Linked DNA regions of Homo sapiens: regions 1 and 2 are each linked to region 3. Evidence: chromatin contacts called from ENCODE Hi-C or POLR2A ChIA-PET data. All regions are on one chromosome and are shown on one strand. The core of a region is the stretch at or near the end of the contact, and the rest is flanking DNA. Distances in the headings are between cores, read along the strand shown. Region 1 holds the start of RBBP7 (RB binding protein 7, chromatin remodeling factor). Region 2 holds the start of TXLNG (taxilin gamma). Region 3 holds the start of PHKA2 (phosphorylase kinase regulatory subunit alpha 2).

Region 1 (4,223 bases), core at 477-2,976, 2.1 Mb after region 3:
GGGCAAACTACAGTCCTCCGACTAAATCTAACCCACCACATGTTTTTGTATGACCCTCGAGCTGAGAATGGTTTTTCCGTTTTCAAGTGATAGAAAAAAAAAATCAAAAGATTTTGTGACCCGTGAAAACGATTTTAGTGTCTGTAGTTTTATCGGAACGCAGCCAAATGCATCCATATTTTCCATGGCTGCTTTGCGCTGCAAAGCGACAGAGTCGAGCAGTTGCCCCCAAAGCCTAAAATATTTACTATCTCGGTCCTTTTAGAAAAAGTCTTGCCAACTAATGTCCTAGAATATGAGGGCTGTATTGCTTAAACACCCTTCCAACTCTCTTCCCTCTCTAGCCACCCCCTCAGCCTTAGGCACTAACAAGATTCCTTGACCCAGAATGGGGGGAGGGCGTTATAATAATGAACGGTATTGTATCGGAAACAACACAGTAAATATCTACAGAAGGGAATGTGACTGGTTCTGCCACTGACTAACGTCTGGGTTTGCGTCCCGGTCAGAAAAGTGGGCATGACAGCGGCATCTGCAAGATAGCATCTGAGCATGAAGGCACTTGGAAAGGTATCAAGGCAGCAAATGTTCCGGGGGTGCTTTTGCAAGAGGAGCCTCTCCCGGAGCTGGACGTACACTTCGGTTCCCTTTGCACGCAGGCACCTTGGTCGCCTCCCCCAACTCCGTCCCCTCTGCTCCTGGCCCTCATTTTCTTCTATTTCCCTTTTGGCCTTGCAGCCAGCTTTCTCCTCCCCCGACACACTCCTCAGGGGCTATGAAGTTCCTGAGCAGAGCAGGGCTCAGGTAAGCAGGCCCAGGGTAGTTCAGCCCTGCTCTCTCCAGCTCCGCCAGCTTGGGGTGGGGTCGCGCTGGGACCCCTGCAGGTGACAAAAATGACTCAGCAGGGGCCGGGGCTGGGATGAGAAAGGAACGCCAGTGCAGGGACAAAATCCCCTGAAGCGCGAAGAGGCCGCAAACCATCATCTTAAGGACCCAAACATCGAACAAATTAAAATGTAACAGTGTAAATCGGCTTCGGCCCGCCGGCGGCCTGTGCCGCCACAGGCTGCACATTTAGCCTAACAGGGCGGCCCGGCGGCTTTTGCAGGCAGAAAACGCCCGCGGCCTCTCCAAAAGCTCTCCTCCGTCTGAGACCAGCCCCACCTCGGCCCGACCGGGCCCCAGGAAAGGCCAGTCGGCTGGAGGAGAACATTTCAGGGGTGCAGAGAATTGCATGTCCGTGATTATCAGGGAGACTTTGAAGGCACAGTAATCTCTCGAGAACAGGAACCATTTTCCCCTCTTGCTCTGAGATTTTGCTTGGCTAAGCGGCGGCAGCCTCCCTGCCCCCCTCTCACCCCCACCACCGCTGCCGCTACAAGCAACCACGCCCCGCGGGCCCCAAGGCTCGCCGCCCCGGGGCTCGCGGCCCCCACTCAGCCGGCCAGCCGCGCCTCCATCAGCCCCGCCCTCGCGCGCCCCCATCCGCCCCGCCCCCTCGGGCCCTCATCCGCCCCGCCCCCGCGCGCCCCATCCGCCTCCGCGGCCGGCCCTGGGAGCGCCGGGCGAGCCCTCGCGCCTGCGCATCGCCAACTTCCTGCCGCGGCACGCTCCGCCCACCCCCAGAAGCCCGCCTCCGAACGCCGCGTGAAACCCGCCCGCCGCGCGTCATTGGTCTCGGCGCCGGAGCCGTTGGCTCCCAGACCCGCCTCTCCGCCTCCTCTCACTTTTCCCAGGGCGGATGCGCCTGCGCTCAGCTGCCTGGGCGGGCTGGGAGGCGCGGGTTGAAAAGTCTCGTTCCAAGTTTGGAGAGAGAGAGAAGAGCGCCTCAGACCTCGGTACCCGCGAGCGGGGAGGAGGCAGGAAAGAAGGACGCGGCGTCTGGGGAGCACCCAGGCAGCAAGACGGGGCCCGGGCTTTCGACAGTGGGGAGTGTGACGCGCTTGGGAAAGGCAGGAGCGCCAGCGGTCGGGCTGCTCTTGGCTAACGAGAGGAGTCCGAGGCGGCGGCGAGGGGCGAACGACCCGACGCAAGATGGCGAGTAAAGAGAGTAAGAGGCCCTGCGGGGCGGCGCGCGCCGGGGCCGCGGGGGGCGGCGGGCGCGCGAGGCCGCGGCACGCGCCGGCGAAAGGCGCGAATTGGCGTGCGGAGCAGGGGGCGGGGCCGGGCGCGAGACTGGGCGCGCGCCTCGAGGGGCCTGCGCGGGACGGGACCGCCGCGCCGAGGGCTCCGAGCACTTCCGGAGCCGGGCGCGGGGCCGAGGGCTGGGCCCCCCTCTTCCCTTCCCTCCTCCAGCGGCTGCGCTCCCTCCGGCGCCCTCGGCCCCGGGGCGGAGGCGGCCCCCGCCGCTGGGAAGCGAGCGCCGCGGCTCTTTCTACGCGCGCGCGCGCGTTGACCGCCTCGGGGTCGCGGCCCTTGTCCGGGGGTTGCTGGGGTCCTCAGGCCTATGGCTGCCGAGGCGGGCGTCGTGGGAGCTGGGGCCTCCCCTGATGGGGATTGGAGAGACCAGGCCTGTGGGCTTCTGCTACACGTGCATTTGTCTTCCCGACTGGGTCGCGCAGCCCCTGTACGTACAGGTCGTCATCTTAGAACAGGTGCGAACAGCTGTAACAGGGTAAACAATTTCCATGTCCGTGTAATTGACTACCCAACATGGTGTACGCAGGGGGTATTGATCTCAATGGAAAAAATAGGCTTCCTGATTGTTAGTATTTTCTCCACCTTCTGGAAGAGCAGTTAGTTGTCCGTGTCCAAATTAGAGGTAAAAGGAAAGAGTACATGAGGTGTGGCCATCTTGAGGTGACCTCCAATTTCTGACTTTGATCTATCTCAGCCACTTAATCGTGTGGGCTTTCTCCAAATTTCAGTGTTTGAAGATACTGTGGAGGAGCGTGTCATCAATGAAGAATATAAAATCTGGAAGAAGAATACACCGTTTCTATATGACCTGGTTATGACCCATGCTCTTCAGTGGCCCAGTCTTACCGTTCAGTGGCTTCCTGAAGTGACTAAGTAAGGGTTTCTGGCAACTTTTATTTTGTTTAAATTTAACTGTCGTTCTGAATTTCCTAGTTTTGGCGTTTTATGCATAGAACATAAGTATGTAATCAGCCCTTGCATGAGGTGGCAGGTGGTTTTTATTTTCAAAACTTACGTGATTTGTGGGATGATTTCTGGTGTATAGTGTGGTGGTAAAAGGGGAGAAAGAAGCTGTTGTGAGATTAATCGTGTTTGGAGGAAGCACTGAATATATTTGACATTTCCTGGGCTTGAATGTAGAGCAGCATCTTTCTGGGCCCAAACTAATGCGTTTCTTTAAAACTTTACTGAAAAATAGAATATTTACGGAAAAGTTCACACATCTTAAGTGTTGTATGGCTTGATAAATTTTTACAAAGTGAACACACGTAACAGTCATCCAAGATAAATACATTTTAATTGGTAAAGGGAAAAAGACCTTGTCAACAATTGACCAAAGAAAAGATGTTATCGGCTTATGGAATACACTTTGAGATTGCTGTTAGTCTTCATAAGAGTATTCTTTTCTGTTACATCTGCAGTTTCTCTGGTAATAATTGCTGGCATTTATTGAGCACTCAGAACAGGGCCTGGCACATCTGAAGAATCTACGTCCTGTTGTTTGTTGTAATCCTCATAATAGTACTATGCTGTAGGTACTTTTCATCATCCTTGTTTTACTGATAAGGAAACTGGGAGTGAGAGTTTAAGTGCCATCCCAAGATCACACAGCTGGTCCCTGCATTAGACTGCCTTTCTCATTCACTTGCACCTTTTCTAGTAGGAACTTGACCATGTACTTTTAAAGTGTATTAAATATGGGGTCAGGCACAGTGGTTTATACTCCTGTAATCCTAGTGCTTTGGAAGGTTAGCTTGAGCTCAGGAGTTCAAGGCTGCAGTGAGCCATGATTGCGCCACTGCATTCTAGCTTAGCCAACAGAGTGAGACCGTGTCTCTCAAAGAAACAAAAAACAAGCATCTTAAATTTGGGTGTTGCGGACATATAATTTAAAGAGGATTAAATGAAACTCTAACCTAAAAAGAGGATTTTGCAACAAGTTATAAAAATAATAAGCTAATTTTGGCTGGGTGCGGTGGCTCACGCCTGTAATCGTAGCACTTCGGGAGGCCGAGGCAGGCGGATTGCCTGAGCTCAGGAGTTCAAAACCAGCCCAGGCAACAAGGTGAAATCCCATCTCTACT
Region 2 (4,759 bases), core at 2,241-4,740, 2.2 Mb after region 3:
GGGCGTGGTGGCACATGCCTGTAATCCCAGCTACTTGGGAGGCTGAGGCAGGAGAATTGCTTGAACCCGGGAGGCGGAGGTTGTGGTGAGCCAAGATCATGCCATTGCACTCTAGCCTGGGCAACAAGAGCGAAACCCCATCTCAAAAATAATAATAATAATAGGGGGAAAGGGTGTGTGTGAGGGGGTATATGGAAACTGTACTTTCTACTCAATTTTTCTGTAAAACTAAAAACCATTCCCAAAAAAAGTCTATTAATTTTTTTTTAAATCAACCTTATAAAGCAAATTCTACATAGGGATTTAGGAAGTAAAACGAATGAGCCTGATGTTCTAAAAAATGCCTGACATACTAGATATTGTGTACTCATCTTTTTAGACCAATGCTGATAAAATTTTTATGCAATGATGAAAATATTCTAGATCTGCTCTAATACAGTAGCCACTAGCCACACTGGCTACTGAATACCTGAAACTTGGTTAGTATAACTGAAGAAAAAAATTTTTAATTTTAATTTTAGTTAACAAATTTAGCTACATGTCACTAGTGGCTACTATCAGCACAGTTTTAGAAAATTCCTGAAGAGACCCCTAGTAATGTACTGTAACATTACCTTTAGAAGCAAAAGGTTACCTCAAGAGACCATTCAAATGGTTGTAGTTATGAAACAATGCCACAATTAACTGAGCAGGTCGCGAGTGACTAGGCAGATGGTTAAAGCAACCAGGAACCAAAAAAGCCCATCTCCAATTGTTCCTCACTTCAGGTCCCATAATGTAACTAGATAATGACAAAACACTCACTTTTCTTTTAATTCTTTCAATATTTTCAAAAAACTCAATTCATTAAACATTTCTGCTTCCTGAAAAAAAGGATAGAAGTTAAGCTGGAATTAAGAAATATTTTTTCAAGTCAGTGACCCAAAAGAAATTTTAAAATTAAGGGACACAATGAAGTAATGTAAAAATGATTTTTAAAAAAATTTTTGGCCAGTTGCAGTGGCTCATGCCTGTAATCCCGCCACTTTGGAAGGCCAAGGTGGGTGGCTTACCTGAGGCCAGGAGTTCAAGACCAGCCTGGCCAACATGGTGAAACCCTGTTTCTACTAAAAATATAAAAATTAGCTGGGCGTGGTAGCACACATCTGTAATCCCAGCTACTCAGGAGGCTGAGGCACGAGAATCGCTGGAACCCACGAGGTGGAAGATGCAGTGAGCCAAGATTGCATCACTGCACTGCAGCCTGGGTAACAGAGCAAGACTCTGACTCAAAAAAAAAAAAAAAAAACACAACAAGTTTGTTTGTTTTTTTAAGAGACAGGGTCTCACTCTGCGGCCCAGGCTAGCCTCCTGCTTCAGTCTCCTGACTAGGTGGTACTACAGGTGCATGCCACCATAGCTGGCTTAAAAATGATTCTTGCAAACACAAGATAATTCACCCAATTTGTTAAATGAAAATTCAAAGATTAATATTTTACCATGTATTTGAATGCCGTCACTGTCAGTTAGAAATCAAAAAGAAAAAGATGCTCAGAAGAGCATAAGCAAAGAAGAATGGAGTATGAGGTACATAAACAAAAATGAGTAGACACACACATGACTATTCCTATCCAGCTGTTAACCAGAGCTCTGCACCTCAAAGGGTCATTACCTCCTATCTTGGTTATTTTAAATGCTAGTTGATTAAACCTCAGTTCCTAATTCAACGACTTTTTGTCCTTATCCCAGTGTCATAAAAGGGAACTTATATCCTCAATTGCAGTGGCTTTTTATCAGAGTCCTCCTCCCCTGGGGAACCTACGAAATCAAACACTGAGATTGGCACTCCACCCTTAGGGAATAAGTGAAGTGTCCAAAGTGATGGTGTTGAATCCCTTACAGGACATTGGTCCACAGCTTCTTTTTCAGTCCTGCAAGCACTGGATCTTTCTTTTAGAATACAAAGAGAGGGAGAGAAAGAAAGAGAGGTAATTGAGAAGTAGTAACACTGTCATGCAGAAACATGAAAATACCTGACCTTAGAAACAGGCCCCAAAAAGCTAATTCTTAACACTCTGCTCAGACGTAAACTGGACCTTTGTTCTCCCATTTGAAGTTTATGAATTGCATTAGAAAAATATTATTTCGTAATTTCATACAGGAGTTAAGAGTGTTCAAATACATAATTAAGTAATATTAAATAGCCCTCGGTGATCAAGCAAGATATCCAACAAGTCGAACGTTTCAGTATGTTCACCTGCAAGGAAAAAAAGAGATGGGGTTCCCACCTTCCCAGTCTCAGTCCCCGCAATTATCCATTCCAGGGCCCCGAAAACCCTGTACCCCGTTCGTTGTGCAATCTTTTTCAAACTCCACCCACTGAGCTCCAGAACAAGTGGAATTGTCCCGTTCTGAAAGAGGTCTCAATTTTCCTGTATCTAGGGAGGGACTGAAAACTCCTTGACGTGAGTCAAGTAAGGCAAGGGGAACAGTCCGGCCTGTTTCCCAGATTAAGAAAGACCCAAGGCCAGGGTCGGGAAGGCATTCAAGTTTCCACTCATCAAATTAAAAAAATAATAAATGAAAGAAAAAAAAGAGGGGAAAAAAGAGGAGGGTGGTAAATAGGACTGGGAGGACCAGCTATCATGCGATATCCCAACTCTGCAGGACCGAGGTCCTCCAGCATCGCCTCCCCATCCATCCCCGGCCCCACGTGCAGCCAAGCCCTCGGAGCCCCGGGGTCTAGGTCCCGGGGGCCGAGCGTCCCGCTCGCACCGGCCCTGCGACACTCACCCGCTCGCCTGCCCGCCCGCGCAGTGGCGGGGAGCGCAGGGGGGCGGGGGAAGGGGGGCCAAGCACACCCCGGCTCCCGCGCGGTTATCTTACTGCGCAACAGCCTAGCCTGAGCAGCCCGGGGGCACCCCGCAGCGCGCCCTGCGCACCTGCCCGACGCCAGGAGGGCGAGCCCACGACCCCAGCGAGCCCCCGGACGGCGGCGCTCAGCGCCGGGAGCACGGTGACGGCGGTGACTGGGAGAAGGAACGCCTGGCGCCCGGATCCCCGCGGTGCTGGCCGCACGTGGCTGTCACACCTGGCGCACCCCCGCCTCGCACCCCTTCTCCCTTAGAACCGCGTGCGCCCCCTGCCCTCCCTCCCGGCTTCCCCGCCGCGCGCCGCCAAACCCCAACCGTCGTCCCTTCCCACCCCATCCATCGCGGTCCCACCCCCCCCCACCTGCTCCCACTGTCGTCACCCCCGGGAGGGAAGAAGACCGGATGTTCGTCCCGTGGCTATAGGTAACCAGGGAGAGAGAAGAGGTGGACCCTGAAAAAGGGAGCCCAAACATCCCCCGGGCCCGACAACAACGAGGGCGTCCCCCTGACTGACCTTCTGCCGCGGGCTGCGTCGCCGTCCGCCCCGTCCGGCCTCAGTCGCCTCTTCGGCGCCGCCGCCTCTTCCCCGCGCTGCCTCCTCTACCCGCGTCGCCATGAGGTGACGGCAGCAGCCAAACAAGCGGCCCGACAAGGGGCACAGAATCTCGCAGGGCCTTTCGCCCCGCCCCCGAGCCCCCACGACCAATCGCCGCATGTGAGACTTCCCACGTGACCGGAGGAGGTTGGCCCCCGAGGGGACGGAGCGAGATGGGGATGGGGAGCATTGAATACTGGGCTGGGCTTCAGCAAGACCGAAGGGCAGATAGAGGCCGTGTGAGTCTGCGCGGATCGGGAATGGGACTCGGGAGTGGACTACAAGTCCCAGCAGGGCGTGCGGCCACAGCTCGCAGGCTCGGATCGGGATTGGGACATAAGGCGGCGTTCTGAAAAGGGGAGAGTGCTGCACCCAGTGTGCTTCGTGTGCATCCTAGTGGGACTTGCGGTTTCTGGGGGCGATGTCTGGCTATAGGAAGGTACTCGTTATGATCTTTCGCGGAAAGTTTAGAAATATCCCCGTGTTTGAGAAGGAGCACGATCGGCGACACATTCTTGTGTTTTTGTTTTTGTTGCCGTTCTTAGGAATTGGGCGCGAATGATTTGGGGATAAGGGAAAATACTTCACGACTTTCAAGACGGAAGGTGTATTGGCTCTTAGAATTTGAAGTTTCGTGCTCGGGCACCTGCCCCGAGCCCTGCCCCTCCACCAGAGTTGTTACCACGGTTTACTTGTCCCGAGCTCCCGCGGGATAGGTGCCGCATTCTATTCACCTTGGTTGAACCGCCCCGGCTTCTGCACACTTACTTGGCACTTCATTCATGTTGAATGTATCCTGCTTTCTCCCACCCCATTTACTCGTTTCATTACCTAAATTTTTTCAACAAACTCGGTTTGCTGAACCGAATTTTTTTTTTTATTGATATGATGTTGGGGGGGAGAGGGGAGATTTCCTCAGGAATATTCCCTATTTCCATCTGATGGAACCAGATCTCCAATGGCCGAGCTTCTGAAAGGCACAGACCATCATGAAATCCTGATATATTGTCTTAAATAATTCATTATGAGGCCGGGCGCGGTGGCTCACGCCTGTAATGCCAACACCTTGGGGGACCGAGGCGGGTGGATCACAAGGTCAGGAGTTCCAGACCAGCCTGGCCAACACAGTGAAACTCCGTCTCTACTAAAAATACAAAAATTAGCCGGGCATGGTGGTGGTGGTGGGCTTTTCTTTTTTCTTTGTTTTTGTTTTCCCAAGACGGAGTCTTGCTGTCACCCAAAGCTGGAGTGCAGTGGCACGATCTCAGCTCACTGCAACCTCCGCCTCCCAGGTTCAAGCAATTCTCCTGCC
Region 3 (4,317 bases), core at 588-3,087:
GTAAAGCCATAGATTTATGTTCTGGAATATCTAATATAAACTTGGTTAAGGACCAAACATAAGGGAACGCAGCTAAGCAGGACTGATTTCATTTACTCATGCGAGCAACATTAATTGAGCTCCAACTATATGCTCAACACTGTACCAGGCATAGTAGGAGATACCAAAAGACTGTTTCAATGAATAACGTACATTCCAATTAGGAAAATATGCCTCATCCACACATGAAAACATAAATAACAACAGGAGGCAATACATTGTGGCCAAGTGACAACGAAATTAGCTATGATTTATTAAGTATTTTTCTACTAGCCAGGCTTGTGCTAAATGCTTTATATTCATCCTCTTGATCTTAAGTCATCCTGTGAGGTAGGTGCTATGATTATCTCCATTTTACAGATGAGAACACTTAAGTTCAAACATGTAAAACGGGATGCCAAAGGTCATACGACTTGTAAATGACAGAACTGACATTTGAACTCAAAATGAACTGACTCTAAGTCCTAAGCTCTTACTAAACCAATGGCTACAGAAATTCAGAAAATGGGGAAGGCTAATAGAGGAGCTGAGCTGGCCGTTAAGGGAAAGATAGGCTTCAGTTAGTCAAGGAGGAGGAAGAAGGGCCGAAGGGGTCAAGCATAGAGTAAATGCATGGAGACTGGAAAAGAGCTTGCGGAAATTGATTGCATTAGTCTAGCTGTCCAGTAAATTCCTATGTGGGCCAGATTTTGGTGGACAATGAATACCAGGCCGAAGATTGTGAACTGTAGGTTATCAGCAGCCACGAAACATTATAATGAATGCCAAGTTTCAAGCTGTAGACCCGTGGGAGATGAACTGCGAACCTGCCCGAGGAAGCGGCGCCCAAGTGGCTAGGGGCGGGGTCACAGGCGCCAGAGGTGTCGCTGGGGCACCTCTCCGGGCCTTCCCCCTTTTTCTTCCGGGCTGGGTCCCGCTACTCCAGTTCCGCTAGGCGGCGGAGACGGGGCCAGAGGTGGGACTACAATCTTGGCCCTCAGAGGGGTGCCCAGGCGGCCGCGGTAGGCGGCCCTCTTTCTCCGGCCTCGAGTGGGACTGGCACCCGTCTCGGGGGGCTCCACACTACCACGCAGGAAAGCCAACTCGTCCGCCGCCCGAAGCCGGGTTCCCCTAGACTCCCACGGGCCGCCTCCTTTTTCGTCCCCCCCGAGGCCGCGACTCTGAGGGTTCCGCTCTGCGGCGGAGGTGGGGCCAGGGGCGGGGATGTGGGCGGGGCCGTGAGGTCGTTCCAGGGCGCGGGGCGGGGCCGCCCCCTTACCTGTGCCCCTCAGGGTTCCAAACGTTCCACTCCGCGGCAGGGGCGGGGGCGAGTCCGGAGGGCGGGTCCAAGGCGCCCAGGTGGCCGCGGCAGAAGGGCCTGTTTCTCTGGCCTTGGCTGTGGTTGGCAGCCGGCCGGGGAGAGAAGGGACTCAGGGAGGCAACCTGGTTCCCGCCCGTTGCTGATTTCGCAGCGGCTCTCCCGGGCCGCCCCCTTTTCCTTCCTCCTCAGGCCGCGACTTGGAGGGTTCCGCTCCGCGGCGGGGGCAGAGCCAGGGGCGGGGCTGAGCGCGGCCTGGGCGATCTCCCCGGCGGCTGGGGTGGGCTGGCGTCTTCTTCGCGCCCGGGGGACCTCCTCGCGACCGCCGGGACGTAAAAGGGGCTTGGCAGGGGCGTCCTCGCCCCACTCCCGGAACCTGGTTTCCCGCTGCTCCCGCGAGCGTCGGGAGCCCAGCAGGCCTGGCCGAGGCGGGACCTTCGTCGCTCCAGCCCCCGTCCCCGCCCCCGCGCCTCCCCGCCGCGCGGAGCTCTGGTTGGCTTGCTTTCCAACCGGACTTTGGGGCTAGCGTTTAGAAAAGTCTCGACCTCCTCCGGCCCGGTCCCATCCCAAGAACCGACTAAGGCTGTGAGTGTCCGGGAACCAGACCCGCTTGGAGGCCACAGCCCCGACGTCCCGCGCCCACGCGGCAGATCGGGCGCTGCGGCCTGGGAGCCTCGGGGAGATGCGGAGCAGGAGCAATTCCGGGGTCCGCTTGGACGGGTACGCGCGGCTGGTGCAGCAAACCATCCTGTGTTACCAGGTAAGGAGGGACCGCCCCCAGGGAACGCGTGGAACTACCCTCTCATGTAACTCATTCTCCTTCCCAGGTCTGGCCCTCTTGTGACCTGAGACCTTGCAATTAAGAGTTTGCTATTTGAATCTAGTCCTTGCTAGCCAGTGATTACCACCCCATTGCCACCCCGTGCTCCTTAAGATTCAGGGGACCTAACTGTTGCTACGGCTACTTTTCACAGAATTCTTTGGCCATTGTTCAGGATGAGAATGAGCCGCCTCCGTGCCCGGGTCCAAACTGCCTCTTTTTGCATTGACTCTGCTTTTTTTGGACGAGAAGAGGTGTGGGGGGTTTGGACAGACTACACTGAATGAGAACAGTAGACAGGAGTGAAGAAGCTCCTGAAGTTTACGCAGGACTCTGCAGTGTGGGGCGACAGCTACCGTCCCTCCCATGAGCTGTCTTGGTAGAGACCCACCTGGGAAGCCCTTAGGGGCTACTTTGGTTGCTATTTTACAGATAAGAAAATTGTGAGGCTAGAAAGGTCACTGCATGTAGCAGGTCAGACCCAAAGGCTCCCAAGCTCACAGGGTCCTATGACACTGCCCATGTGGTCCGAGGTATGAATTTGCCTGCTATGCTTTGTATTCCTGGGCTAAAATTATGTGTGGGTCCATCAGTGTAAGACCACTGAACTATTTTTATTCCTAGTGAAGACAGCAGCTATGTTTCTTGCCCTCAATCAACAGCAACTATTTATAGGGCCTTCAAAGTCAACGAAGGAAGTGGCATTCAGGGGTTAGAGGCCTGACCTGCAAGTTGGGAGCCATGGTCATTTCCAAGGCACTGACCATTTTCCCTTCTTAACTAATTTCTTAGCCTTGTTTCCTCACTTAGGAAATATTTGTGGTGTATCTGTTATATGCAAAGCACTCTACAAAGTGCTGGGGTTACAAGAATAAATGATCGTAGTGCAGTAACATTTATGCATAAGGTATAGGTCCAAAGTCCCTTAATCTGTTTTCTTTGTTGTTGTTTGTTTGTTTTTGAGACAGGGTCTCACTCTGTCTCCTAGGCTGGAGTGCAGTGGCGCGATCTCGGCTCACTGAAACCTCTGCCTCTCGGGTTCAAGCGATTATCCTGCCTCAGCCTCCCGAGTAGCTGGGACTACAGGCGTGCGCCACCACACCCAGCTAATTTTTGCATTTTTAGTAGTGACGGGGTTTCACTGCGTTGGCCAGGCTGGTCTCGACCTCCTGACTTCAAGTCATCCTCTCACCACGGCCTCCCAAAAGTGCTGGGATTACAGGCATGAGCCACTGCACCTGGCCTCAGAGTCCATTATCTGAAACCCTTTGGACCAGTTGTGGTTTGCCCATCAGAAATGTTTGGCTTTTAGAAAGGTAATATGCGTACAACGTACTATATATACCATAATAACTGCAGCCAGATCTGGGCAGCACCCCTTCATCAAACAGGTTATTACTTCCACATCAGAATATGAATATTCACATAATTTCAGTAAAGGCTGAAAAGAGTTTCATATTAGTTCGGCTCATCTTTTGCCACCAAAAGAGCTTGCTGCAAACTTACGAAAACACTTTAAATTTTCAGAGCTTACTGGCTTTTGAGATTGCACATGAAGGATGATGGTCTTTATTTTGAGAGCTTTGAGGAAGGACCCCTCGCCCAGTTTGTGGGAGCAGTAGAGGAGTCCTGGAAGAGATGATGTTCAAGTTGAGAGCAGAAGAAGTAGGCAGGCAAATCAAGGTTATTTTTCCCCTTCTTCCTTGGAATATATTCTAATTACATCTATAAAGTGTTTTAAAATCCAAGTTGAAAAACCTTTCCCTTCATGACTGTGATGGAGAGGGCTTTAAGGAGAGCTGATGAAGCTTGGTTCTTTTGTCAGACCTGGGTTTGAATCCCCTGCTCTGCCTTGAATGACATGTGTGACCTTTCTTGATCCCTTCTGAGTCCATGCCCTCATCTGTAAAGTGAGGATAATAACACTTGCTTCCACTGAGTGTTTCTAAGGAAAAAATTAGTGCCTACTATCTTGTCTGGCACCTACTGGGCAACAGTAAATAATGGGTGCTCTTGGTGGTGTTATGATTTTGATAGAGGCCACACGTTTGTGCCCAGGCCTCGTGGTCCTTGCAGGAGTACTCTGGCTCATGGTGCGCCCTTTCCTGAAGGTCCTGCTACAGCTCCGCATTCCTTGAGCATAAATATGTCTCCCCATTGA

Evidence for each region. A loop is a pair of places that touch in the nucleus more often than their neighbours do. ChIA-PET counts read pairs that join two places held with the same protein, here RNA polymerase II (POLR2A). Pooled maps may share reads with other maps.
Region 1: a loop to region 3 is called in a map of CD8-positive, alpha-beta T cell, with 17 times the contacts of the local background. The contact joins the promoter of RBBP7 here to the promoter of PHKA2 in region 3. A Hi-C loop is called at or near these places in 3 of 168 maps with a recorded cell type or tissue (B cell, CD8-positive, alpha-beta T cell and naive thymus-derived CD4-positive, alpha-beta T cell), 1 of 37 single-sample maps with no recorded cell type and 10 of 50 pooled maps.
Region 2: a pooled map shows a loop between it and region 3 (19-fold over the local background). The contact joins the promoter of TXLNG here to the promoter of PHKA2 in region 3. A Hi-C loop is called at or near these places in 1 of 37 single-sample maps with no recorded cell type and 7 of 50 pooled maps. POLR2A ChIA-PET finds 5 or more read pairs at or near these places in 2 of 52 experiments (HepG2 and PC-3).

The regions. Positions count from the first base shown.
Region 1 is chrX:16,867,865-16,872,087 of GRCh38, reverse strand. It overlaps RBBP7 (RB binding protein 7, chromatin remodeling factor), which reads left to right and starts at 1,726. Exons shown (of 12, transcript NM_002893.4): 1 at 1,726-2,050; 2 at 2,868-3,012. The coding sequence starts at 2,035. RefSeq lists enhancers at 1,032-1,710, 2,720-2,809 and silencers at 1,450-1,759, 2,090-2,139, 2,160-2,499.
Region 2 is chrX:16,785,197-16,789,955 of GRCh38, reverse strand. It overlaps TXLNG (taxilin gamma), which reads right to left and starts at 3,490. Exons shown (of 10, transcript NM_018360.3): 1 at 3,367-3,490. The coding sequence starts at 3,468. It overlaps LOC124905250 (a long non-coding RNA gene), which reads left to right and starts at 3,690. Exons shown (of 2, transcript XR_007068398.1): 1 at 3,690-3,886; 2 at 3,993-4,296. RefSeq lists enhancers at 648-1,148, 3,191-3,923, 3,895-4,094 and a silencer at 2,705-3,144.
Region 3 is chrX:18,981,634-18,985,950 of GRCh38, reverse strand. PHKA2 (phosphorylase kinase regulatory subunit alpha 2) reads left to right here and starts at 1,837. Exons shown (of 33, transcript NM_000292.3): 1 at 1,837-2,096. The coding sequence starts at 2,019. RefSeq lists enhancers at 1,003-1,052, 1,034-1,534, 1,535-2,035 and a silencer at 1,153-1,842.